2 separate regions of the Mus musculus genome follow, and region 1 is linked to region 2. The links are chromatin loops, found by intact Hi-C in ENCODE. Cell type or tissue: left cerebral cortex. All regions are shown on one strand. Links, peaks and the distances in the headings refer to the core of each region. The heading gives the core; the rest is flanking DNA.

Region 1 (17,672 bases), core at 4,837-12,836, 220 kb after region 2:
AAGCACATGTGGATGGATCCTATGCACCTGAAATGAATACTTCAGCATTTTAAAAGATGAAGAGTTTGGAATTTTGGTGACCTGAGAGATGTTCATTCTGTAGTTTTGACAGTCTGCTGTGTCAGGTTCTCAGTTTCAAAGTTAATACCAGCAAACATTTCTGTAGAGTCTTCTCATGACTCTTTTCATGTATATGCACTCATTTCATGACATGCCTGAATTCTTGAAATGGTACAATAACCTTTTAAAAGCTACAAGTAAAACCATGTAAAGAGACAATTCCTCCCCTCCTGGTATCTGCCATCAGGTTACTAAGCTTGCTGTAAATACCAGATTGAGGTTTGGTGAGTGGGTATGGCTGGTATCTATAGTTTGATAGTAAATGACTGTAGACCATTACCAGATTAAACTCCGTCATGTCATTTTTACTATCCTCTACTCCATACCAAACTCCATCTACTCTATTTTATTTATTTTCCTAAGTTGTAACAAATAAGCTTATTCCTTCCATGTCATATCTTCTAGAACACACTATATCTCCACAGGAATTGCTACACTTCCTTTATCACTAAAATAGTGTATGAACCCCTGTTGCCAGTTATCATGAAGAGGGGTAGAGAGAATTATTATTTAGCGCCATCTTCCAAGCATCTATACATCAGAATGTGGATGTACCTGTAGACAAAAAGATACCTGATCTACAGAAGACATTGCCCTCTGTGTAAGATTAAAACCATAAAACATCATAACTCTTATTAGTATGCTGATATAATCTATAATATTTTTATGATGAAAGTTTTCATGGGGTTTCTTTTTGTAACACTTTTACTGTTTTTTTTTTTTTTTTGAGCATTTTTTACAATGTATATTGAATGCATTGACTACCCGGGCCCTCCCCTTACCCACCCTCATACTCCTTCCCATCCATATTTTAGATTGATGCACGTTTTCATCTTCTTTCTGCCCATTGAATCCAGTGTATGCTGACCAACTAGTCTTGGGAGTGTAATTGCCCTGTTATGTGTTCAGCCTATCAGACATCATATTAGTAAGGAAAACTGACTCTCCCTTTCCCAAAAGCTAATAGATGCCAATAATTACTCAGCTAGTAGTGAGATTTCCTGCCTACCTTCATCCTCCTACTCTAGGATTTTGTCTGGTTGTATTTGCAGAGGTTCTGTGTATACTGTTACAATTACTGCAAATTCACATGTGTCTCAGCCATGTTATAGCTGTAAAACCCTATTTTTTTGATGTCATTAACTATTTTAGACTCTTAAATTTTTATGCACCATCTTCTACAAAGATCCCTAAGCTTTGGGGGTGGAGATATCTTCTCTAGTGTTTTCTATGTCTTGCTTCCTCTCGATGTGTATATGTGTGGATGGTAAAACAAGCATGGCTCAGATTATTATTACAATATTCAGGTCACAAATTTCTATCCTCTCAATCAGCATTCCTTGTGATAATTCTTTATATTCATACCACATGCTTATGCAAGCCTTAACAAGTCCTGATCTATTTGCTAATACCATGGCTCAGTCTTTTCAATAATGACACAATTAAGTCCTACTATTAAAATGGGTTTCCTTTACCAAACAAAAATGCCTTTGAATGATGATGTATTGGGTTTACTTGTTTTTAATATTGTATATATGTTTTCTAATATGTCAATGCAACAGTTTGTGTAATCAAAAAATTCACTTAATCCACACAGCATTTGTAGAACTGGTATATTATATCACAATGTGTTGTGACTATATTAGAAATAGCTAGTTCAGGGGTCAAACATCTATTCTGCTTGTCATTAATTGTGGGCAAGTTGGCAAGGTTCTGAAAAAAATGGAAGATGGTGATCTTTATTTCATAGAAATTTATGAAGAATCACATAGCATTAAAACATTAAGTGCCTGAAAATGGAAAATAGTCAAATGTGACTCTTTGACTTTCCTTATGTCAGTAAATAAATAGCATAGTACACAGTTTTAGAAAGAAATTATCCTACTGAATATCCTTCTTTGAGTGTGAAAATGCATAGTACTTATTTTTGTTAGCAGATGGAAGATAATCTGTTGTACTGTACCTGGTAGGGATATTTGCATAATATTTTAAATTCTTAAAGGATATGATTTAAAAAAAATGCAAACCACTAGTTTGTGCATTTCCTAACACAAGATTATGTTAGTCAGTGGGCCAGTAGGGCAAAGAGTGTAATAAGAATTTTAAACACTGTCTGAGCAAAGCTGGGGTCTCCATGCCATATGATGATGGTATGAGGGCTTCATGATTTCTCTGGTGGTCCTCATCATGCAGTCATCTCCAGCTGGAGAGGAGGAGGCATAACTTAAATTCAAAAAAGGCTTTGGCTGGTTCAGACAGCATTAGGGAAGCCCTGAGATACTATCTACTTCTAAGCACCCTTATCGCCTCTCACACTAGACTCCATTACCTGCCAGTAATTGATTTGTTGCAATTTCTGAGTGTAGCCAGTGATTTCCTTATCAGGATTAATAAGAATAGGCAATTACATTTCTGACTCCAAGATAAAAAATACATAGGTTTGCTTATCCCCAATACTCCATATTTTATTCATGTTTTATTCCTAGCTCCATGAGGAGAGAGACTGTACTTCAGATGCCAGTGTTTATGGTATGAACATCTTATTGAGGTGGCTGTAGTGAGGTGGTGCTGTCGAGGAGATGAGAAAATAGGCATCATTGATTCAGCTTTAACTTAGGCTTTCTGACATTTACAATGAGGTCATAAAAATTAACTTGTGCCCTAACTTAACTTTAAAGAGCTCAGCCATATATTCATTGGATTGGGATGCTTAGACATCATTTAAAATGAGTATTTGTAATTTATCATTCCCAAGAGTTATAACTGATGCGATCATCATGTAGATCTCTCAGCAAAAAAGGAAACTCAGTGGTGACCTTGAAGAGGTTGAGCCATTTTTAAGTTTCCAGCAAGCAGTTGCTTTTACCACTAAACATGGAGCTTCTCTATGGCTCACATTGATAATTTCTAGCTATGTCATCTATAAATATCTATATATATTTACATATATAAATATATATATAAATATATATCTCTATAGAGATAGATAGATAGGTAGGTAGGTAGATAGATAGATAGATAGATAGATAGATAGATAGATAGATAGATAGATAGATAGATAGATTTGGAAGGTCAATAGGAGCTGTGATGGACTGAACTGTATCCCCTTGCCCCTCAAATCCATGTCAAAATACTGACCCTACACTGTTATATTTAGAGACTGGACCGTTGATGGGAACCACTGAGCATGAGTGAAGAAGTATATGTGAGGCTGTAATCAGATAAAGATAGTGTTCAGTAAGAAACAGGAGTTTCTTTATGTATATAGGCTCAGAAGAAAGGTCATCTGAGGACACACAGAGATGTGTACATGTCCTGTCATATATGTACATATATTTACAGGCCACTGTGAGGGGCTTTCACTGACGCCACTTCCTATGACACCTTGGTCTTGAACGTCCCGTGTTCTTTACTGTGAGGAAAGAGATTTCAGTCCTTAAGCTACATAGTCTGTGGTTTTTGTTTTGTTTTGTGTTTGGAAGACTGAACAAAGTGTCTTAGGCTCTCTTTGCTTTATACCTATGGTCTTATCCCCAGGCCCACCAAACACCAAGTAAAATTTCAGTGTCATTCAGAGAGCCTGGCCTTGTTACTTTTACTGCATCAGGCTGCAGGTAGATAGCGTTTAAAAGTCTGAAGATTCAAGCTATAAAATAAGGCCTTGGCGAGTGACAGCCTCATGGGTGCTGCTCATCCTGTCCCAAATGTACTGCAGCACTGTTCAAAATCGGGTATTTGTTTCTTTGAGGTTAACAAGCCAAAGGTGAATCTCCTACCACACTTCTGAGGAAGGTTTGACCAGGCTACTCACCTGTCTCTTTGGACCCAAACCATATGATCAACAGGATCATTCTGCAAACAAAACCTTGCCACAACTGTCATTGTCCTTAACAGTTATATTGACATGAATCTGATGAACATCAGAGCACTGCAGAACAACATATGGTCCGAGAGACACATAGCCTAGATTTGCAACCTGCCTGGAATCTGGTTTCATCCAGTCATTTAGAGAGATTTCAGGATAAGAAATATACACACTCTGCTAAAATAAGAATTACGCACATGCTGTTAAAATAATTAAGCTGATCGATTGTGACAAACCATAATGTCTCAGTAGGAAAAAAAAGTAACTGAAGTAAAATGGATTGGGGGACCAGGAAGAGTGAGTTTCTCTTCTTTGCCTCATAGACAGGTGACCTCAACAAGTAAACACTTGGGACTGGGCTTCTTTGTGTAAGTTTAATTGGATTCAAATAGAAGATCAGTCTCAAGTAGATGGAATCAATTAGGAGATCTCTGTTGTTTACTGTCTTTGAGCATGATTCTGGACTTAGGGAAAATAGGGTTCCTTCATGACCTCTCTACTTTGCTCAGCATCAACATTACGTGAGGAATGCAAAGATAAGAAAGTTATCATTAGTTTTGAAGAGCCTTTCCATGGAATTTAAGCAATTTTCTAGAGTTCCATTTCAGTGAGTTTATCTCTCTGCTTGTTTGAGATACCCACTAAACTTGAACGGGTTATTAAATTACTCAGAAAACTGAGGAATGGTTCAGGGGTGGGGTGGGGGCGCAGAGGAGATTGCCTAGTGAGTAAGAATGCTTGGTACACAAGCCTGAGGACTTGAGTTCAAATCCCCAGATTCAAAATTATAAAAAGTCAGTCTTGGCTACACATGCCTATAAGTCCGGCATTAGGAGACAGGGACCAGTAGATTCCAAATCTGCAGGCTCAGTGAGAGACTCTACCTCAAGGGAATAAAGTGGAGGCACATAGAACAAAGTACTTAACCTCTTCCCTCACATGCATACATATGCATACCACACACACACACACACACACACACACACACACACACACACACACAGGAAAATAATGAAGTATTTCATCTTCCTCCTACTTCCTCCAAGAATTTGCAATGATGCACAAAATAAATTTTAGTTAAGGAAATCAAATATAAATATAAATCAAATATAAATCAGAAGATATAAAATAGTTGAAAAGTTTATCCGTGAGGATACATGTATTTATATACTGCATCACTGTAAACAAAGTAGTTTTAAGAGAAAGTTGGACTAAGAACGTGTGAGAGAAATATACCGCTGCAAATTCTTCTGTTTACTTTTCTGGTTTCCATTTTATGATTAAATCAGTGGTGCCAATTATATTTCACTGTCCTGCCCCACCAGTACTCCAGTCAGTGTTTTAGCATGTAATGGCATCTTCAGTATATTGCAGTGGATGAGAATAAAATATTTTAGTTGGTTTTTTCTCATTGGTAATTTCTTTACTGGTATCCAATAAAAATAGAACACTGAATCATAAAACCTTAATTAACTTCATAAACTAAGATATCCTGAGGGAACTCTGGCTTTGATTGGTAGAAAACTTGCACATATTTTGTTAGAACTCTAAATACTCACCAAACCTTGTGTTTTTTGCTTTGATGATACGGCAAAGCAAGACAGGTTTGAACCTTAGGTCTTACTGTTTGCTACTATAGTAGTTTGAGGAATAACAGTTTTTTTTAATGTGTGTGCATGTATGGTATGTGGGTTGTGTATGTGCAAGAGAGTGTGCATGGTATGTGTGTATGAGTGGTATGTGGTATGTATGTGTGTTGTGTCTGTATGCATGTATGTGTGTGGAGTGTGTGTATTGTGTGTTTTTGGGAGAGTGGGAGACTGTATGCGTGTGACAGTAAGCATATTTCAAGCTTAGTTTTCTCTTTTCATTGCATTTGTGTGTGTGTGTGTGTGTGTGTGTGTGGCAGGGTCTCTTGTTTCCGCCATACTGCATTCCAGGCTGGCTGACTAGGCTGGCTTCCTGGGGATTCTCCAGACTGCCTCATGCCTATATGCAGAATTTCTGGACTTACAGAGGTGTGGCACTGAAGTTAGCACTTTTTTAAAGATAGGTTCCAGGAATTGAACTCATATTGCCAGATTTGTGAGCAAGTAATTTAACCACTGAGCCATCATGCCAACTCAGGACACAGATTTTGTTAGAGATTATACTAAAAAATAAAAATCAATCAATCAATCAATGACTAAATGAATTTTTAAAAATGCTGGATAATTTGTTTAAAAACTAACAAACAAAACCCAACAACGACTGGAGGGGGGGTTTCTTCAAATACCTTGGGTCTTCTTTTTCTTTTTCTCTTTCTCTTTCTCTTTCTCTTCCTCTTCTTCTTCATCTTCCTCTTCCTTTTCCTTTTCCTTTTCCCTTTTCACTGTGATAATATCTACTGATGACTACTTCCTAGAGAGCCCAAAAATGGTTCTCCTCAAGGACCATTAATTCTGCCAACTCCCTCCACTTTCCTGAAGTGATAGGATAGAGCCACTCTTAGTTTGCCTGTCTTCTGAAATATGATGAGCAAAATATTAGCATTCAAACTACTCTCTTTATGTGAGGCTCCAGAGAGTGCAGAGTCTAGTTATAAACAAGTCAGACCTTTAACTTGTCAGGATTATAAACCTTGATAATTCCAAATTTAAAAACTGCTAGTAGTTGCTATGGTCCAGATATGGAAGAAGGAATCATTCTGAATGTCTACCATCTGCTATGTTCCCTTGTCAATCATTTTCCCAGCACATACAATGACAAGCAGAGGAGCTCCAATTAGCATTCACATCTTTATTTTTGAACATAGACATGCAAATATCACCAGCTCAATTTGACCCACATCCCTGGCTTCACTGCTAAAGAAGCCTCTGTTTCTCCAAGTATTTGAAGGATTTGTGATTTAGCTTGGGATGGTCCTCATTAATCACAGCACACATAATGACTTTCAGGTATTCTCTAGGAGCATGAAGCAAAGACAGCTCAGCAGGGCTTTAGGCTGGAATTTACCCAAACGGATCAATGAAGATTTTGCTGGTGTTACCACGGCTGGATCATATTGGTGTGGTAAAGAATAAAAGTTGTAGCGCTAGCCTTTCATTGTCATGAGTGGCCTTGGCTCTGTATTATATTTAGGTGAAGAATGCAAGGTTATCAACAATTTTGGAAGCTGTAGAAACTGTGACACTGAAATGACATGGCCAGGACCCTGTTCTCATGGCTTCACAGAGAAAAGATACTAACGCAGAATGGCAGCATCCCTGATCCTCGGGCTAAAGTGTTGATACTTCAAGTTGTCACATCCTTATGTCCATTTTCTTTAAGCTGTTTTAAGCTATTCTCAGGGAATCTGAATACCTTGACATGCCCCCTGGGATCTTAGATCTATGGATTTATACCTAACAATGTGTATCTTAATGCTTAAAACATACAGCAAATAATCTCACACTTAAAGCCTGGGAAATGGAGCACCCAGAATTAATCTGAGTAATTGTGAGTTGAAATCAGAGATGGAAAAACATGTAGAACTGACTTAGATGAGGCCGTCTGTACAACTGATTGTGTGTATTTTCTAATTCAGACTTTCCCAAGGAATTAATATTTATGAAGCATTTTGTAAATATAAGCCTTTCAACATCTGTGCAGTTATGATTTGTAAGCTGAATTTTACAGAAGAGCAAATGGACCCAGAGAAGCTCAGTCATTTTCAGGGATACACAGTGAATATGACCAGCATGTCTCAGTTAACGCTTGCCAACTTAATAGTTTGAGTTTCCGTAACACAGAAGGATTCAGTTTAGGGCATATTAACTATTTCTACTCTTTCCCAGCAGTCACATTTTCTAAACTATTTTGCCTCTTTTGGACAAGTCTATTAATTTCATACATGCACTATCAGGGGAAAAGGTAGTTTCAGCAAAGAAGTATATAGTTTGTTTATAGTAACCATGTTGAAAGTAAAGATTTGAGATACTGGGAATGCAGAGAACTCGAATAATTAAAATACAGTCACAGTATAAGGCACCTTAAAGACATCTTGGCAGCCTCAGTTGGAAACAACCAACTATTGGTCTAGTCAGAAGCACCTGCCCTTTGAGATAAAGATTGTGTTGCAGTTAGAACATCAAAGAAGACACACACATCACCATTCTAGCATCTTCTCTTGAGAAAGCAGCTATCTCCCTGACAAGTACTGGACCTCCTTCTCTGAGGATGCACTCTTCTGTGATGTTGGTCATGAGAAGTCAAGGATGAAATTGCGAATACTCAAGACTTTTTTGATGTGTCTTTCATGATGTCATGATTTGGGTTTATAGTGCACTTATTTTTAAAATAATATTTATTTATTCATTTGTTCGTTTGTTTGTTTACATCCCAAATGCTGTCCCCTTCCAGTTCCCCTCCACAAGGGACCCCTAGATATTCCCCTACCCTGGTGCATCAAGTGTCTGCAGGATTAGGCACATCTGCTCCCACTGAGGCAGCTCTGTTGGAAAGTGGGTTCCACAGTCAGGCTACAGTTGGAGGGGCAGCTCTTGCTCCCATTGTTGGGGGAGGGGTGCTCGTGGAGCTGCATATCTACATGTGTGCCATGGGTGTTGGTCCAGCCTGTGAATGCTATAGAGCATTTTTAAGGACCAAATTTCATGAACCGTTCCTTATTCCATTCCTCCTTCCCTGGTTCCAAGAGGATGTTGCCACCCCTACCCTCAACACCACCAGGCCTCCCCACTCCCAGGAACCGCAAGTCTCTGGAGAGTTAGGTGCATCTTCTCTCACTGAGGCCAGACCAGGCAGTCCTCTGCTGTGTATGTGTCTGGAGCCTCATATCAGCTTGTGCATGCTGCCTGGTTGGTGGCTCAATGTCTGAGAGATCTCAGCAGTCCAGGTTAGTTGGGACTGCTCATTTTCCTATGGGGTCGCCCTTCTCCTCAGCTTCTTCCAGTCTTTCCCTAATTTAACCACAGGGTTCCCAGTCTTCTGTCCATTGGTTATGTGTAGGTATCTGAGTCTGACTAATCTTTGGTCCGGGCCACTTGGAGAGCAGCCATGCTAGACTCCTTTTCTTATTCTATTTTTGCTCTAGTCTCAGGAGCATTTCCATCAATATATATGCTAATATTTAAGATTCTTCATTAGAGTGAAGTCATCTCACTTTTCAGTCCCGAATCTCCTCAAACATCACTCCCTCAAGTCTGGCAATATAAACCTGGGCTTTGTTGTTTAAAGGAGGAACACTTTATTTTCAAGAGTGGTCCCTACTTAGCCCCACGTGTAACCTCTTGTGTTCTTCACAGTTCACAAATCCTGCTATGTATGGAAGGTAAAGTTCTTTCCTGGGTTTTCTGTTTATTTGTGGTTTTCTTTCTACATACGATTCTAAAATCTCAGGAAAATATCTGGATTTTGTATGTTAGTTGCTGAAAAAAAACATAGAAATAAGGATTTACTATTTTACATGTTCATATCTTCTTTGGAAGACAGGCAATCCTCAATCTCCCCCTCTCCCCCCAACTACACAGGATCCTCAAAATAAAATCTCACGATTACTTCAGCTCTAACCCTTGTCCATTAGAAGGCTGCTTCAGTAACAGAGAAGCTAGTTGCTAACAATCTTAAAGGAGCCAGGATTGGATATTCTGTATCTTTCCAGAAAGTACCTTGGGTTCTCAAAGTTGAACCGGGAGAGTCTATTCACTCACTTTTCATTTGCCACATAACTCACAAATACCCAGTCTTTGCCTGCCCATGGCTATGCTCTTTGTTCCTGTTCTTAGTCTTAGTTCCTGAAGTCTTACATCCTGAATCTTTCGAGTGGCCACATTTTCATACAGTGGTAGCTCACTCACATACATTACTTCTACCGGCCAAAGTTGCCTGCCACACACATCACTAAGAGTGCTCTGAAATAATTAGTTGTTAAATGATATTCTTGATTACATGGTGGCCCATCTCACACCTATTTAATATTCAAGAAATTCAGTGCTGTTACCATCCCATCCTCAAAATCAGTGATTTGCCTAATCAAAACTGTCGTTTTGGGTTTATGTTGTATTTTCTTGTTGATAAAGGCCCACCTCCAAAAGCCACCATGTTACAGCCTATTAGATGTATGAACATCCCAGAAATCCTGGTAAGTAATTCCAGATTCTAAGGAAAAGAGCAGAGCTCTTAAGGTTATTTTTCTCTCCTTATCTTCTGCACATGCTTTTTTCTCTGCCTGGTGTGAGCAGGGTCAGGGTAACTTGAAGATATTGCTTGGGTGCAGAGCTTACGAGTCATTGCAGGATGGGCTCTGCATACATATAGCTCCTAAGCTACTTAAATATCCACGCACACGCGTGGACATCTACGTAAGACTGCATTGTGTGTGCTTGTGCTATGACTCTGTGTGGGTCTTCTGACCTCAGAGGAATCCCTGCAATTCCCTGAACTCTGGAAATAGCAAGATGAGGCACATAGTTCTTTCCCTGTCCTTGGTGACTGGTACCCCTGGGTCCCAAGAATCTGCAATGCCTCATCTCCCAAGCAGCTAATCAGAGGAGACTGTGAAGATGAGAAAGGCTATACGTGGAACCAACCAGGAAAGAGCCGGTTTGCCCAAGATGATGCCTCTAAAGCTAGGAACCTTGAATCTGTTGATTTACTTACAAAGCCTTGGGAAACTGGAAGGGAGGCAAAGCCACCCAGAATCTAAAATCCTCTGAGATAATTTCTGTCATCGCCTTGGAAGCCACACTGCTCTGGCTGCTCTCCAGCGCTGGAGGGGTCACAGAGTCCAGGCAGTGCTGTGAGCAGAGACAGAGACTGCAATTCGGCGGCGCCACCCGGACACTTTGCGTTCCGGTGGGCTTTGCGCTCTGAAGATGTGTCCCCGCACCTTCTTCCCAGGCGCTGTGCGGGAGGTCTGAAACAGCCCAGCTGGTGACTCGAAAGGGAGTTTCTAGAAGCTCCATCTCTGCTGCCTCCCCTCCCCTTCAGATTTGGAATTTTACCCTCTCCAGGCAGCTGCTCCAGCTATACAACATCCGCCCGCCCTCCGAGGGGACGAGGTGCCACCGACGCCGCTTGCCTCGGGCCGGTCCGAGGGCTTGACCACAGTGCCGCGGTGTCGCGGATGCTCCCGAGCTGGGGCTGGGGACTCCCCGCCCTTGCGCGCGACCCCGCGGCCGGGCAGGCGGCGCTTGCAGCGGGCAGGGGGCGGGCAGGGCAGATGGGACTCGTCCGGGGGTAGCCTCCTCCTCTGCATCCTGCCCGCGCATCCCGAAGCCCAGTCGCATCCTCCGCCTCTGCCTCGGCGGCTGCCAGCCTCCGCCTCGCGCCACCTCGGCCTGCCGCCGCCCCCGCCGCCGCGCCCCCGGTGGCTGTGCCTCGGCGGAGCCCGGAGGGGGCCTGTGGCGCGTCGACCGCCCGCTCGGCTCGGCTTGGCCAGGAGGCGTGCATGCCCCTGCTGCCCGTGGCGCTCATCAGCAGCATGCTCTATTTCCAGATGGTGATCATGGCAGGGACGGTGATGCTGGCTTACTACTTCGAATACACAGACACGTTCACTGTGAACGTGCAGGGATTCTTCTGCCACGACAGCGCCTACCGTAAGCCCTACCCGGGCCCAGAGGACAGCAGCGCGGTGCCCCCGGTGCTCCTCTACTCGCTGGCCGCTGGCGTCCCGGTGCTTGTGGTAAGCTCCGGGCTGCTAGCCCTCTCTTGCCTTCAGCAGGTTGAGACTCAGCCGGGAGGACCAGGCAATACCAGCCTTCACCATCTAAGTTCCTCTAACTTGGTGGCAGTCCTCTTCCCCCAGAGGACATTCTTCTGGGGAGCATGGGGGTGGGTGAGAAGAAAGCACCCCTGTCTCTCCAAACCACCCCTGCACCCTCTGCTTGAGCCTGCAGGCTGGGTGGCTCAAAGACGGGGAATAGACCTGCAGAAGGTGTAGGGTGGGTGGCAGAGATAGGAAGGGAGTGAGCCTCTGAAACAAATAGACTTGGTCCCTTCTGTGGTCCTGTCTAACGGGTCTTGGTTCTGAATTTTGGTAGGAAGGGAAGCAGCAGCTTGGGGTGGGGTAAAGGAATCAGATGCTGGGATGGGGAAGTGACCCCAGTCAGCTGAGGCTGGGGTACATGCTCCTGTTTTATCTGCCTCCTTTCCTTCCTGATGAAAAGAGTCTGATGCATTAGGCCGAAGATCGGCTCACAAGTATCTAAAAATGTCTTTGGGCATCTGTAAAAGAAGAAGCCTCAGCAACAGGACTTTGCTGAAAAGCAGGAGCAGAGGAACCTGCAGCACAAGAGCACTTTAGATTTATTTAAAGGCTATCCTCTCCTTGGACTACACTAGCACTAGCACTAGCACGTCCTCTCTTCCTCGCTGGATTTAAAGTTTCTCTCCTCCCTCTTCTCTGCCTGTAGGTCTTTCTGCCTCTCTCTCTCACTCTCTCCTTTCCTAGTGTGTGTGTGTGTGTGTGTGTGTGTGTGTGTGTGTGTGTGTGTGCATGTGTGGTGAGACAGGGAGAAACAGAGAGGCAGAGACAAAGAGAGAGACAGAAAGACAGAGAGAGGGAGAGAGGGAGAGGCAGAGAAAGAGACAGAGACATGACAAGACTATGTAAGACTATATAGAATGGTCTCACACACAGGGGATGTAACTCTTGAGCTAATAATTACATCACAATATACATATATGAACACAATCCAAAGATTTTGTTTTGTTTTGTTTTGTTTTTTGTTTTGTTTTGTTTCTTGGTGGCAGATGAGTGATGTTTCTTTGGAGACCAACCTCACTACGGTTCCTTTACATTGACAAAATATCTGAGGTTCCCTTCCCATGATGCTCCATCTTCTTTCTTTCTTCCCTCTCTCCCACTCACCACAGAAGGAATAGGAAGTGAAGTTAGAGAATGAAAGGGAAGGCAAGGGAACTTGGGCTTTTATTTTCCATAGCTGAACTGGGGAATCCCGATAAGTGTATCGGCTTCATTCATTCTTAAAAGTCTTTTCTCCCCTAGTCAGGGAAGTGATTTAAGAAATTTCAAAATGAAAAGTTCTTACCACAAAACTGGAATAATATAAACAAAGCGAGCAAGTTCTTGCTAGCTTCTAAGTAACTCTGTTTCTCATACACAGAATGATTTCAACCTCAGCTTGAGGGTGATGGTTGGGGGGGGGCGGTGTTAAGACTTCCTTGTCCTCAAAAGCCTTTACTTTGTTATTGTTTTTGACACTGGATTTGCTAAAATGTGTCAGAAATCCTCAATGCAGTTTCAAGCTCCAGTTCTCTCCCTCCCAGTTTGAAAAGTTGCCAGAGCAAAAGCTGGCCTAGTTTCTGGGGACTTTTGCCTCTGCAGCTTCTGTGTTTTCAGGCACATGCTTTCTAGGAGACTAAATAGCTCAGAGATTTTTTTTTTTTGATTTTTTTTTTAAAGGAAAATGCCTACTGCTTTGGGGTCATTGATTTATTTGCAACCACAATCAGTAAATTCTGTGACTTTTATTTCGGTAATGGCCATTCAGTGTCTTCAATGAGATAGTGCTTGTGAGTCTCGAACCAACTATCCTTGGTGGCAGGTGCCAGTTTAGAGTTGAGGGCACATTGGTCCAAGATTTTGGTGATTCCTCGCTTAGAGGAGACCTAGGGAGAACCTAAGAAGGGGAAGGGAGCTAACCACTGAGTGGAACTGAGCTGTTTCAGTCACGTGCATGGAAGGAACAGCCTTTCAGGAGATCTTACCTTGCCTTACGGTAAGAGGAAACATGTCATGACTGGAAACATCATGAAATGACAGCAAAAGGTAGATCTATCTGGTGTTCATATATCCAGAGGACTAGTGCCAAGTGCCAAGTACCAAGCTCCTGCTACACCCAAAGAACATCCCTGAAAGATGGGAGCTGCCTGCTGGGCCTGAAGTGCAGTGACAGAAAACGTAGAAATTGGTGAAAGGGAGGCTCCAACTTGGCTTTCTTCTTTTGACCATTAGTTCTCAGATATGTATGAATAGATTTAAGACTCAATGTGAAGAGAAGGAAGTGTTGAGTTTTGGTTGACTGGACTCTGTTTCATTCTCTGCTCACAGGAACGGTGCATTCTGTTAGGACGTGATAAGCCAAAACAGCAGTGGCAGCTGTTTTTGCTCCATTCTTGTCAAGAACATGGCCTTAAGCATAGCATACCCGTTTCTCTGGAGAATAGCATCAACATCAGCAATACCCAACCAAAGGGGAATTAGTACTTTATTTTTGGATACTTGAGAATATCCTCCACACACCAATGGGGGAACCCAGTAATGTTTGTATCATCTCTGAGATCCGCTCATATTATTTTCATAAAATATTTTGTTTTCATTTTGTTATTTCTTTTCTATGAGTCTTTAGCTTGCATGTATGCCTGTGTGCCACATACATGCCTGGTGTCCAAAGAGGCAAGAAAAAGGTTTCGGACCCCTGGGTCTAGAGTTATAAACAATTATGAGCTGCCACGAGGGTGCTGAGAATTGAATCTAGCTCCTCTTGAAGAGCAGACAGTGCTCTTAACCACAGAGTCATCTCTCCAGCCCTTTCATGAAAACATTTTGGGAAGCAGGTGCTGAGCTCAAGGACCAAAGTTAAAAGGTAACCCTAATGCCCTACTGATTTTAACCCTAGTCTATCAAACTTCAAAGTCTATATTCTTTCTGTTATAATACATTAATTCAATCTGCTCATAATCATTTTAATTAAGTGTTTCAAACCTTTCCCTTTATTTATATATAAATAAATATATTCATATGCATAAATATATATTTAATATATTTTGACTGGTAAGGTTCATCTTTATTTACTTGTTTACTTAATTTTTTATGTATGTTCCTAACCTGAAAAGTAATCTAGAGAAGTTGGTCTCCTCGGTATTTCAACCTGTAGATTACTTTTTCTTTGTCCAAAATGTAAAGGCCTGTGTCTTTTGGATTGCACTGCATTTATTTATTTGCCCATTTATTTACAAGCAGTAAGGTATACTCTTTCTGTATAGAGCAAGTAGCCCGAGACTTGTGAGACTTAATCCTGAGATTCCAGGCACATGACTTTACCTGGATGGACTTTAAGATTGAAAATTCCATTTGCTGTGAAACCGTGAACAATTTGTTTACATTTATTCATCCTCAATTTTTCCAGTCACAGAATTTTGCATATTAAATCATTTATAACATACAAATACCCTTCATGGCTCACGGTCCACACTTTCTCACACCTCAGTGACATGTATGTTGTATTTCTCACACCTCAGTGACATGTATGTTGTATTTCTCACACCTCAGTGACATGTATGTTGTATTTTTGTGGGTACTGGGGATTGAACTCAGGGACTGATGTTCTTATCCCATCATTACTATAGTAAAATACTGATCAGGAAATGTTTCCCAAATTCCCTGTATTCTAAATATTTGTCTCTTAGAGTAGCTGCTGCAAAGGCAGAGTAGCTACTCCAAGGGTAATTTCAGACATAAACTACAGTTGCTCATTTAAGTAGTTTACAGTTTAGTTTGAGAAATTTAAAACAAACTAATAATCACAGTAACTGTGAAAAGGTATATGCTTGACTGGGTGTGGTGGTACATACCTATAGTAGCAGCACTCAGCGACTGAGGCAGGAGGATTATCAATGTCACCTTAATCTGAACAACATAGTGAGTTGAAGATTAGTCCTAGGCACACCGTAAGACCCTGTATCCACAAAACAAACACTAACAAATCACAGTTTAGTTCCTGTCGATGAAAAAAAAAAAAAAGGAAAGGAAATAGATTAATATATAGACAATAAAGAAATGTTCCACCTGACCTCTGGTGACACAGAGAGGGACAGGATCACTTTCTTTTGGAGGTCTGAAGGAAGACTTCATGAAGACTGCCCTTGAGAAATGCCTTATTTATTTAATTAATTGTTGACAGTGTGGACACCAGGAGCTTCGTGTGAATACTAGGAAAGTGCTGTGTTGCTGAGCTACATCCCCAGCCCTTAGGAGGTGTCCTGAAGGAGGGGTTGAAATTAATAGAGGAGTTAAAAATTCTCAGGCGCAGTTGTATGGGCCAACCCATGAACTCAGAGAATGCAAAACATCCTTTTCAAACAACTACTGATCTGCCTGATTTGTGGGAGTGGCGTTTGTTGGGGCAAATGGGGTGCATGGTTGGAGACAAAGACTGAAGTCATATGGGTTTCACCTAATAAATATAACAGTGGTGGATTAGGGACATAGTCGGATGGGTTGTGTTTCAGAACATGTCAGGGCAGGGAGATGGACATCGAGGATTTTTCTATTACCAAAATGGGTACCAAAGATCATTTTAGCCTCCATGGCTGGATCATGTGATATTATTTCAATAGTCCTTCCTTCCTTCCTTCCTTCCTTCCTTCCTTCCTTCCTTCCTTCCTTCCTTCCTTCCTTCCTTTCCTTCTTCTCTCTCTTCTCTCTCTCTCTCTTTCTTTCTTTCTTTCTTTCTCTCTCTCTCTCTTCCTTTCTTTCTCTTCCTTTCTTTCTTCCTTTCTTTCTCTCTCTTTCTTTCTTTCTTTCTTTCTTTCTTTTCTTTTTCTTTTTTTGATAACTTTAAAAAATTAGATATTTTCTTTATATACATTTCAAATGTTATCTCCTTTCCTGGTTTCCCCTTGAAAACCCCTTATCTCATACCCTCTCCCCCTGCTCACCAATCCACCCATTCCAGATTCCCAGTCCTGGCATTCCCATACACTGGGGTATCGAGCCTTCACAAGACCAAGGGCCTCTCCTCCCATTGATATCCAACAAGGCCATCTTCTGCTACATACGTGGCTGGAGCCATGGGTCCCCTCTGTGTGTACTCTTTGGTTGGTGGTTTAGTCCCTGGGAGCTCTGGGGTTACTGGTTCGTTCATATTGTTGTTCCTCCTATGGGACTTCAAACCCCTTCAGCTCCTTGGGTCCTTTCTCTAGCTCCTTCATTGGGGACCCCATGATCAGTACAATGGTTTTCTTCGAGCATCCACCTCTGTATTTGTCAGGCACTGGCAGAGGCTCAATAGTACCTTGAAGAAGAACAACACACAACTTTTTTTTTTCACAAAGATGATATGGCTTATAGATACTTTGAAAATGGTGCTGAATAGATTGACCCATATAGCATTTCTTAAATCAGATTTTCACCTAATATGAATATAAGCTTAATAAGTGACCTTGGTTTTCACTAATTAAAAGAACTAGTGTTTAGAATGACCCTTGCTCCCCAAATTTGGACTTGCTGACTACCAAGATGTATCCTTGTTTAGATTTATGTGAAACATATTTGCCATATCCAGTGTGGCCACAGGAGCAGGGCTGGTTTGAAGGTTGGGATATGCACAGTTAATGTTTCAGAATTCTATTTCTAGGAAGGTACCACTAGCATCTGAGACTTGGATTTGAGGAATGTGCCCACAGCTTCATTCCAAGTGCAGTGGAGGCAGATGATGACAGACAATAATTTTCTACTCAGGGTTCTTTCTTTTAGAAAGCCTTGCTTTGGAAATCCACACCTGTGCTGTGCCACAGAAAGCCGTTAGATGAGTCTGTGCTCTTAGTCTGGCTTCTCTTACTAATTAGCCAGCTGCTTAGACCAAATTTCCTATTTCATAAACCAGAGATTTTAAAAAATAACCTCATAATTTCCAGTGGGACAGGGTGACTTATGCTGTTATTCCCCCCCCCCCCAAAAGCA
Region 2 (8,000 bases), core at 1-8,000:
GCGTGTATGGTGCATGTAAGCATGTGCATGTGTGCATGTGTGTATGGTGCATGTAAGCATGTGCATGTGTGCATGTGTGTATGGTGCATGTAAGCATGTGCATGTGTGCATGTGTGTATGGTGCATGTAAGCATGTGCATGTGTGCATGTGTGTATATGGTGCATGTAAGCATGTGCATGTGTGTATATGGTGCATGTAAGCATGTGCATGTGTGCATGTGTGTATATGGTGCATGTAAGCATGTGCATGTGTGCATGTGTGTATATGGTGCATGTAAGCATGTGCATGTGTGCATGTGTGTATGGTGCATGTAAGCATGTGCATGTGTGCATGTGTGTATATGGTGCATGTAAGCATGTGCATGTGTGTATATGGTGCATGTAAGCATGTGCATGTGTGCATGTGTGTATATGGTGCATGTAAGCATGTGCATGTGTGTATGGTACATGTAAGCATGTGCATGTGTGTATGGTGCATGTGAGCATGTGCATGTGTGTATGTGTGTATGTGGTGCATGTAAGCATGTGCATGTGTGTATGTGTGTATGTGGTGCATGTACACATGCACATGTGTGTGGATGAACAGAGATATCGGTTGTCATATACAAGCCAGAGATGGATGCTGAGAACCATCTTCTATTGTTCTTGCACCTTGTTCATTGAGACAGGATCTCTCAATCGAACCTAGAACTCACTGGTATGGCAAGTCTTGCTAACCAGCTTTCTCTGGGGGCGGGGAGGGGGGAGTATCCTGAAGGTTGTCCACCATTCCCACCTGATACTTACTTGGGTATTTGAGGGTTCAGTTCTGGTCTTCACACTTGCTGTGACTATGTTTAAACTTCTGGGACATCTCTCTATCCCTTAATAGTTGGGTTTTAATAAAGTCTCTAGACACACCTGTGTCAGTCTATTTAAATTAGAGTTTACTAGTAAATAAGAGTTAATATCTGCTTCTAACCTGTGTTAGAGAATTAGGTGAGTTGACATTATATGAATTAAAAATTATATTAAAGAATGGAAAATTCAGTTATTTTATAAATATTGTTTTATATCACATTATTTTCCTCAGTTTTTTCTTTCCTTTCTGTAAAGATAGTCTATTAATATCAAGTGAAGAAATTGTGAAATTATATGTGAACAGTTTGGCAATCTGATGAGGAAATATAACATTTAGTATTTTCTTCTTTGGATGTATCTGTGCTCCATAATAGAAGGGTGTGAGTGTGTGGGATAATAATTCAGAAAAGGAGCAGGTCCAGTCCTGACTGTCATAACACACTGTTTAGTGTGGTGCTGTGGAAGGTGCTGAGAAGCAGGTGCACACAACAAGCACAGTTCATCCACATGCCAAGTTAGAATGACCTGCGAGAGCTTTGACTCAGACCAGAACATGGAAGCATGTGTTTGCTAGGCCCCGGCATAGTCTCACAAGAGACAGCTACATCTGGGTCCTTTCGATAAAATCTTGCTAGTGTATGCAATGGTGTCAGCGTTTGGATGCTGATTATGGGGTGGATCCCTGGATATGGCAGTCTCTACATGGTCCATCCTTTCATCTCAGCTCCAAACTTTGTCTCTGTAACTCCTTCCAAGGGTGTTTTGTTCCCACTTCTAAGGAGGGGCATAGTGTCCACACTTCAGTCTTCATTCTTCTTGAGTTTCATGTGTTTAGCAAATTGTATCTTATATCTTGGGTATCCTAGGTTTTGGGCTAATATCCACTTATCAGTGAGTACATATTGTGTGAGTTCCTTTGTGAATGTGTTACCTCACTCAGGATGATGCCCTCCAGGTCCATCCATTTGGCTAGGAATTTCATAAATTCATTCTTTTTAATAGCTGAGTAGTACTCCATTGTGTAGATGTACCACATTTTCTGTATCCATTCCTCTGTTGAGGGGCATCTGGGTTCTTTCCAGCTTCTGGCTATTATAAATAAGGCTGCTATGAACATAGTGGAGCATGTGTCCTTCTTACCAGTTGGGGCATCTTCTGGATATATGCCCAGGAGAGGTATTGCTGGATCCTCCGGTAGTACTATGGATCACAGGGCTCCCAATGGAAGAGCTAGAGAAAGTACCCAAGGAACTAAAGGGATCTGCAACCCTATAGATGAAACAACATTATGAACTAACCAGTACCCCGGAGCTCTTGACTCTAGCTGCATATGTATCAAAAGATGGCCTAGTCGGCCATCATTGGAAAGAGAGGCCCATTGGACACGCAAACTTTATATGCCCCAGTACAGGGGAACGCCAGAGCCAAAAAGGGGGAGTGGGTGGGTAGGGGAGTGGGGGTGGGTGGGTATGGGGGACTTTTGGTATAGCATTGGAAATGTAAATGAGCTAAATACCTAATAAAAAATGGGAAAAAAATGGAAGCATGGTGGAAGAGAAGGTGGAAAGACTGGGGAGCCACATGTTGAGGACAGAGGGGACTACTGGGAAATAGTGTCTTCTAGACATTACAGGGCCACTCAGTCATGAGCTCCCAGCAGCTGCTGTTCCCTGCTGATTAAGATCAAGCCTATCAACCAACGTCCCAGCATGAATAGAGGAATTCACAAGCTCCTAGCTGAGGAAGTATTGAATGTTGATGGCCACTAATTGAGGGTTAACCTATTTGCTTCAGGGTTGCAGACCCCTACTCCCTGGACTCAGTATGCTACTTTTTAAAAAGGAGAGATGGTACGAAATTGTTAAGGGGATGTGGAAGATGGCTAGAAGGAGCTAGAGTGAGGAGTAGTGGGGTTGGACATTATCAAAGCTCATTATATTCATTTGTCAAATCCTCAAAATAACAAATGTTTAGGATAAGAATTCTAAAAATCATAAAAACCAGAAAAGAAACCTACGACAGAAGTTAGGAGACCTTTCTCTTGTTATGTATTAAATATATATATATGTATATATATATATATATATATATATATATATATATATACATATATATAGTTAACTTTAACTTTTTAAAACAGTTTTTTTACACACGACAGAACTACATCAGATGTTTTTGGGTTATGTAGCCAATTCTGTAATGAGAGTACTTAATTCTGTAATTTGTACAAGACTGTTTGTGAGAGAGCCCAGGCTTTTGTATGTTATAGCATCTACACACTCCAAGGGGACAATTGTTCTGTAAATGACAATTGATAAACATTTCCAGCATTAAAAACAATCCTTATTTCTCAAATGCAAGTCATCTTAGACAATCTGATGACTAAACAGGCCTCCAAGTCTCGCTCATAGGTTAGATCTCCAGTAAGCTCACATGCACTCACTCCTACCTCCAGTTTTCTTAAGATCTCTCTCCTCTAGCTTCACTGTGTATCGATTTGCTACAAGTCATTTATCCAGCCTTATCTCTTTGTGACCCTGTCCTACCCATGCCACTTCCTTTAAACTCAGCTTGAGGGCTTCCCTTCCATCCTGAGCATAGCTTTTCATGAATTTCCACAGGCACCTGATGAACACCATTTGTTCTGGCTAAAAAAGGACATTTTTGCAAGTGCACAATGACCATGGATTTCAAAATATCCATGCCAGAAGGAAATCACTTACCACCAAACAGGAAATAATAGCAGCAAAATTAAACTCAGTAGTGTAATACACAGAAAAATTTATTCTTCTGCTTTGGCAAACTCTCAACCAGACTTACTTAATCGCATGCCCTCTAGTACCATGAAGCTCGTTGAATCAAAGGCAGGCTCATCTCTTTAATTTACTTCGTCGCTAAATCCAGCATTGTTACTGGAAGTATGCATGGTGTAACATGGTACAGTCATAGCGTGTGAGCAAAACTGGGCCTGATTCAAATCTTGGCTTCATCCTTTTACTCTAATGTCTCTGCAAAGATATTTGTCTCTGAGCTACCATTTTCATATTTAAAATGCAAAGATAATAATGCCTTGTTAGCAGCTAGGCATATTTCTAACACTTGGGAATCCAAGGTCCCAATATGAGGCAAGCTTAGGATAGAAACTGAAATCTGGTTACAAGAAACAAAAACAGAAACAAAAACCACCCAACCAACCAAACAAACAAAAAAACAACAACAACAAAAAAAAACAAAACAAGACAAAACAAAAAACACTCAAGCCAACAAGAACAAACTACCTCCTTTGTGTAATGGTTCTGAGGATGGATGATAATGTAACCAGAGCTTCTGCCACATAAAATACACTTGAAATTTACTAAATTTTATTATTATTATTAAGATCATTGTCACCACCATTATCAACAACACTATCATTATAACTCTCTTTGAAGCCAACAGAAAAGAACTAATACTTTCCTGATATAAAAAATGTAGGACATTTACTCATGGAGAAAAGATAGAGATTGTGCCTTTGAAGAGAGAGAGGAGAAGTCACTAACAGAGAGTTGTGTGCTTGAAACTTGCTGTTGGAGAAGTGTCCTCATTTAACCCTATCTCTAGGACTTGGAAATCTATTCTCTTCTTTCCTACTTTCCTACTTTGCATCAATTTGTGGATTGTAACCAACTGGGGAGGGGTGATTTGCCAGCTCATCGCACTTGGCAGAGTCTAGAAGAGTTTTTTGAGGAGACTATCTCTATCTGGTTTAGAAAAGATGGAAAAAGTCACAGTTACTATTTTGGTACGTGGAAAATCAGTGATGTTGTGATACTATTTTTCTTGCTGATATTAATGTTCATGTAAAATGAAAATAAACTATATTTTACAGAAAGATGAAATAAGCTATGTAAACTTGACAAAACGATGATCTGGAATATGGAAATGTTGTGGATTCATATTAAAGTTAAGATACAAATATCTTGAAAAATTTCTCCAAAGAAATAATTTTATTTACCTTTAGGTTAAAAGGCCTGGGTTATATGTTTCTGACTCTGTTTTATATTTTCTCACACCACCAATGTGTCTGGGTGCAGAGTTTTGAGCGTGTGCATGAATTTACATAAAACAAAAGATTGTGGTCTTATCTTTATATGTATCCCCTTAAAATACATTAAACATTTCTTCCTCTTCTACAGGTAAGCATTATCTCACAGATTGAAAAATATGCTACAAAGCTGAACAATGTTAAAATAAAAAGAAATCTGTTTCTTATTTATTCCCTTATTTCCCTTTCATAATTTCCATTTGGGGACTTTACAAATGGTTTATTATTTACATGACATGTTGAATGACCTTGAAGTACTGTGACTAATGAGAAAAGATTATGTGCCTGAGCATAGGGGGTTGTTATAGGGCTGTGCATAAAGGGGATCCACCCGGACTGCCAGCTTCAGGGGATGTAAGACTCAGTGATTAAGCCTGGACAGCCTTTGGCTGGTGCTAGCTAGCTAGCTATGCTCCCAGCTGCAGTCACCAAAACAGGAGAGACAGGTATCACTTGGAGAAGGCTTTGCAAACTAAAATTCAAGCACATATTAGCCTACTTTTGGTTTAATATAATACTACATTGGATGTCTTCTTGTTTAAGGGTCTGGTCTATCCATAGGCGGTCTTTCTTTTCTCATGTTGAAAAGTGGAAAACTGAATTATCCAATTAATCAATAAAGTAGGGTGCTATTCTAGAAGCCATCTTGCTTTGCAATTTACCACAGGATGTTACTGCCAACCATGAACATTTTTATCAGCAAAACAGAAGACAAAAGAAAACAACAATAACAATGATGACGATGACGATGACGATGACAACAACATCCTTCCCATTAACTTACTGTCAAGCATGATTGTGAACCAGGACAGGTTTGCTTGAACTTAGAAGCTAACCAGTGTGACTTGTGCTCACAGGATTATAGAGGTGCTTTGCCAGAGTAAGTGGGCTGGATCATCTCTGTTCCTTGACTAACCTGGGGACACTAGCTGCTGGCTGGTGAGAGAGTGTGGCGTGTGCACACTGTCTGCTAAGTGTTTGTGCTGAGCGTCTTCCAGCTGAGGACAGCTGAGCTGAGGATGCAGGTCTCTCCCACCTCTGAGAATGTGCTCACACCTTACCGTAGCTTCCTGCTTTGTTGTTGCTGGTTTGTCTGCTTGTTTTCTTTATGAGTCGGGGTCTAAGATATGTTGCTAAGGCTGGCTTCAAACTCCTTGGCCCAAGGGATCACCTCAGCCCATCCTCCGAGGTGCCATCTTCTTGCTCTTAACAGAGAAGAAGCAGAAGGAGTAACTGCCTGTGTGTGTATTCTCTCTGTAAGTGGCATGTACCAGTCTGTGATGCTGAACATGAAGTTTGATTTGGTACCCACTCTGTCTCAAATTTTGCTTTATAAGCTTGGCTATGTTATTTAATTTCTATCTATTTCTTTTTAAAAATCTAGACAACAATGTCCTCTTTTATTGAAAATGACATTTATTTATTTATTCATTGTGTTTGTATGTATGCATGCATGCATGCATGTATGTATATATGTGTGTGCATATGTATGAATGTATGCATTTATGTATATATGCATGTATGTATGTTGTACATTTTGATACAGAGGTAAAAGGGCAACATGTGGGAGTGAGTCTATCCTCTCCTTCTAACCCTCCTACCATGTTGGTGGCAGGTACTGAAGTTAGGTCACTGGGCTTGAGCCACCCCACCGACTCAATGGCTTTTTTTTTTTTTAACTGAAGACTGAGCTAAAAGGTGCATGCTCTTCTAACGGCTTTACAAAGAAAACTCATATTCCCTATACAAAGCCAAGAGCACTCCACTGTCTTTAACCATGACCAATATTACAGACTGTATCCAGGGACCCTGTGAAACTCAAGCATCTTCTAGAAACTTGGGAGGTGACCGCTTCTGGGGAACAGTGTGAGTGAAGAAGTAGAATTTGTTCAACCTGGAAGGGGAAAGAGTCCACCTCAGGTCAAGGGCAATTGTACAAGAGGAAATGAAAGAACACAATGTAGTCATCTTACAGACATGATGCCTGAACCACTGAATGTACTCTGTAGCTAAGCAATAGGCATCTTATTTTCTATCATAGATGAATATATGTATATTCATATTGAGGCTACATGATTTTTATCACATAAAAGGAAATAGACAGCTAGAGAGCTAATGTGGTCAAAATTATGCACAACACGGCACAGGTGATGTTTGAACCAGGTCAATCTATCTTTAAGGTTCATTGTGTTCCCAATCAATCAAATGTTGCTAGACATTGCAGTTGACAGAACTGTATCTAGGTTTATTTTATCCCTCTCTGGTCCATGTGAAATTTTACCAGTTAAGTTCCTTTGTGTAATGGAAAAAAGAAAGCATCTTCAATAAATGATGCCGGTCTAACTGGCAGTCAGTATGTAGAAAAATGAAAAATGACTCATATTTGTCATCTTGCACAAAGTTCAAGTCCATATGGATCAAAGACCTCAACATAAAACCAGGTACACTGAATCTAATAGAAAAGAAAGTGGGAAAGAACCTCAAACTCATGGGCATGGGGGTGGGGTGGGGATTTCCTAAACAGAACTTCAATGGCTCAGGCTCTAAGATCAAGAATTTATAAATGGTACTGAATGAAACTGAAAAGCTTCTGTAAGGCAAAGGACATAGTCAATAGGACAAATCGTCAACCTACAGATTGGGAAACCATATTCTGATAGAGGGCTAATATCCAAAATATATAAAGAACTCAAGAAGCAAAGAACAATCTAAAATGGCCCACACCTTAAAGAAAGACAAGACCTGAAGACTTTTCTCCCCTGAATACTGGCCGTCTCACTGTCTTTATGTTACTTCAGTTATACTCTCTATGCTGATATGTGATGGAAGGAGATTTACTTGAATTTTGTCAATCTATCTTAATCCCCGAGTCATGGGGAACTATGTCCCAAAGTCAAGGGACATTCCTCTAGTGCTTTTAAATTGACATGTTAATTCAAGTTCTGTTTATTCATCTTGCAAAAGAGACTCATCCTGCAGATTCCTCCCACTAGCTTCAAAATGAGTCATTTCTAAGGAGCTGGGTAGTGCTTGCTGCCAACTCCTAAATAGCTGGAAGAATGATGCCTTCTTCCCT

The links. Peaks named below come from ENCODE experiments on the same cell type or tissue, not always from the same donor. Only the 100,000 strongest peaks of a DNase experiment are listed, where the experiment ranks them.
Region 1: it touches region 2 in a loop (2.5-fold over the local background); 2 of 42 quality-filtered maps call a loop at or near these places.

Annotation. Positions count from the first base shown.
Region 1 is chr3:117,564,285-117,581,956 of GRCm38, forward strand. Plppr5 (phospholipid phosphatase related 5) reads left to right here and starts at 10,943. Exons shown (of 6, transcript NM_029425.3): 1 at 10,943-11,648. The coding sequence starts at 11,412. In left cerebral cortex, for the core only: no CTCF peak of the experiment used is centred there; DNase peaks (open chromatin) are centred at 9,801, 10,561, 10,846, 11,275 and 4 more places; H3K4me3 peaks cover 2,877 bases; H3K27ac peaks cover 2,836 bases.
Region 2 is chr3:117,349,621-117,357,620 of GRCm38, forward strand. The region is part of intron 1 of Plppr4 (phospholipid phosphatase related 4); the gene reads right to left. Among named protein-coding and RNA genes, the nearest start is that of Plppr4, 7.3 kb to the right of the region's middle. In left cerebral cortex, for the core only: no CTCF peak of the experiment used is centred there; DNase peaks (open chromatin) are centred at 4,511 and 7,948; H3K4me3 peaks cover 467 bases; H3K27ac peaks cover 364 bases.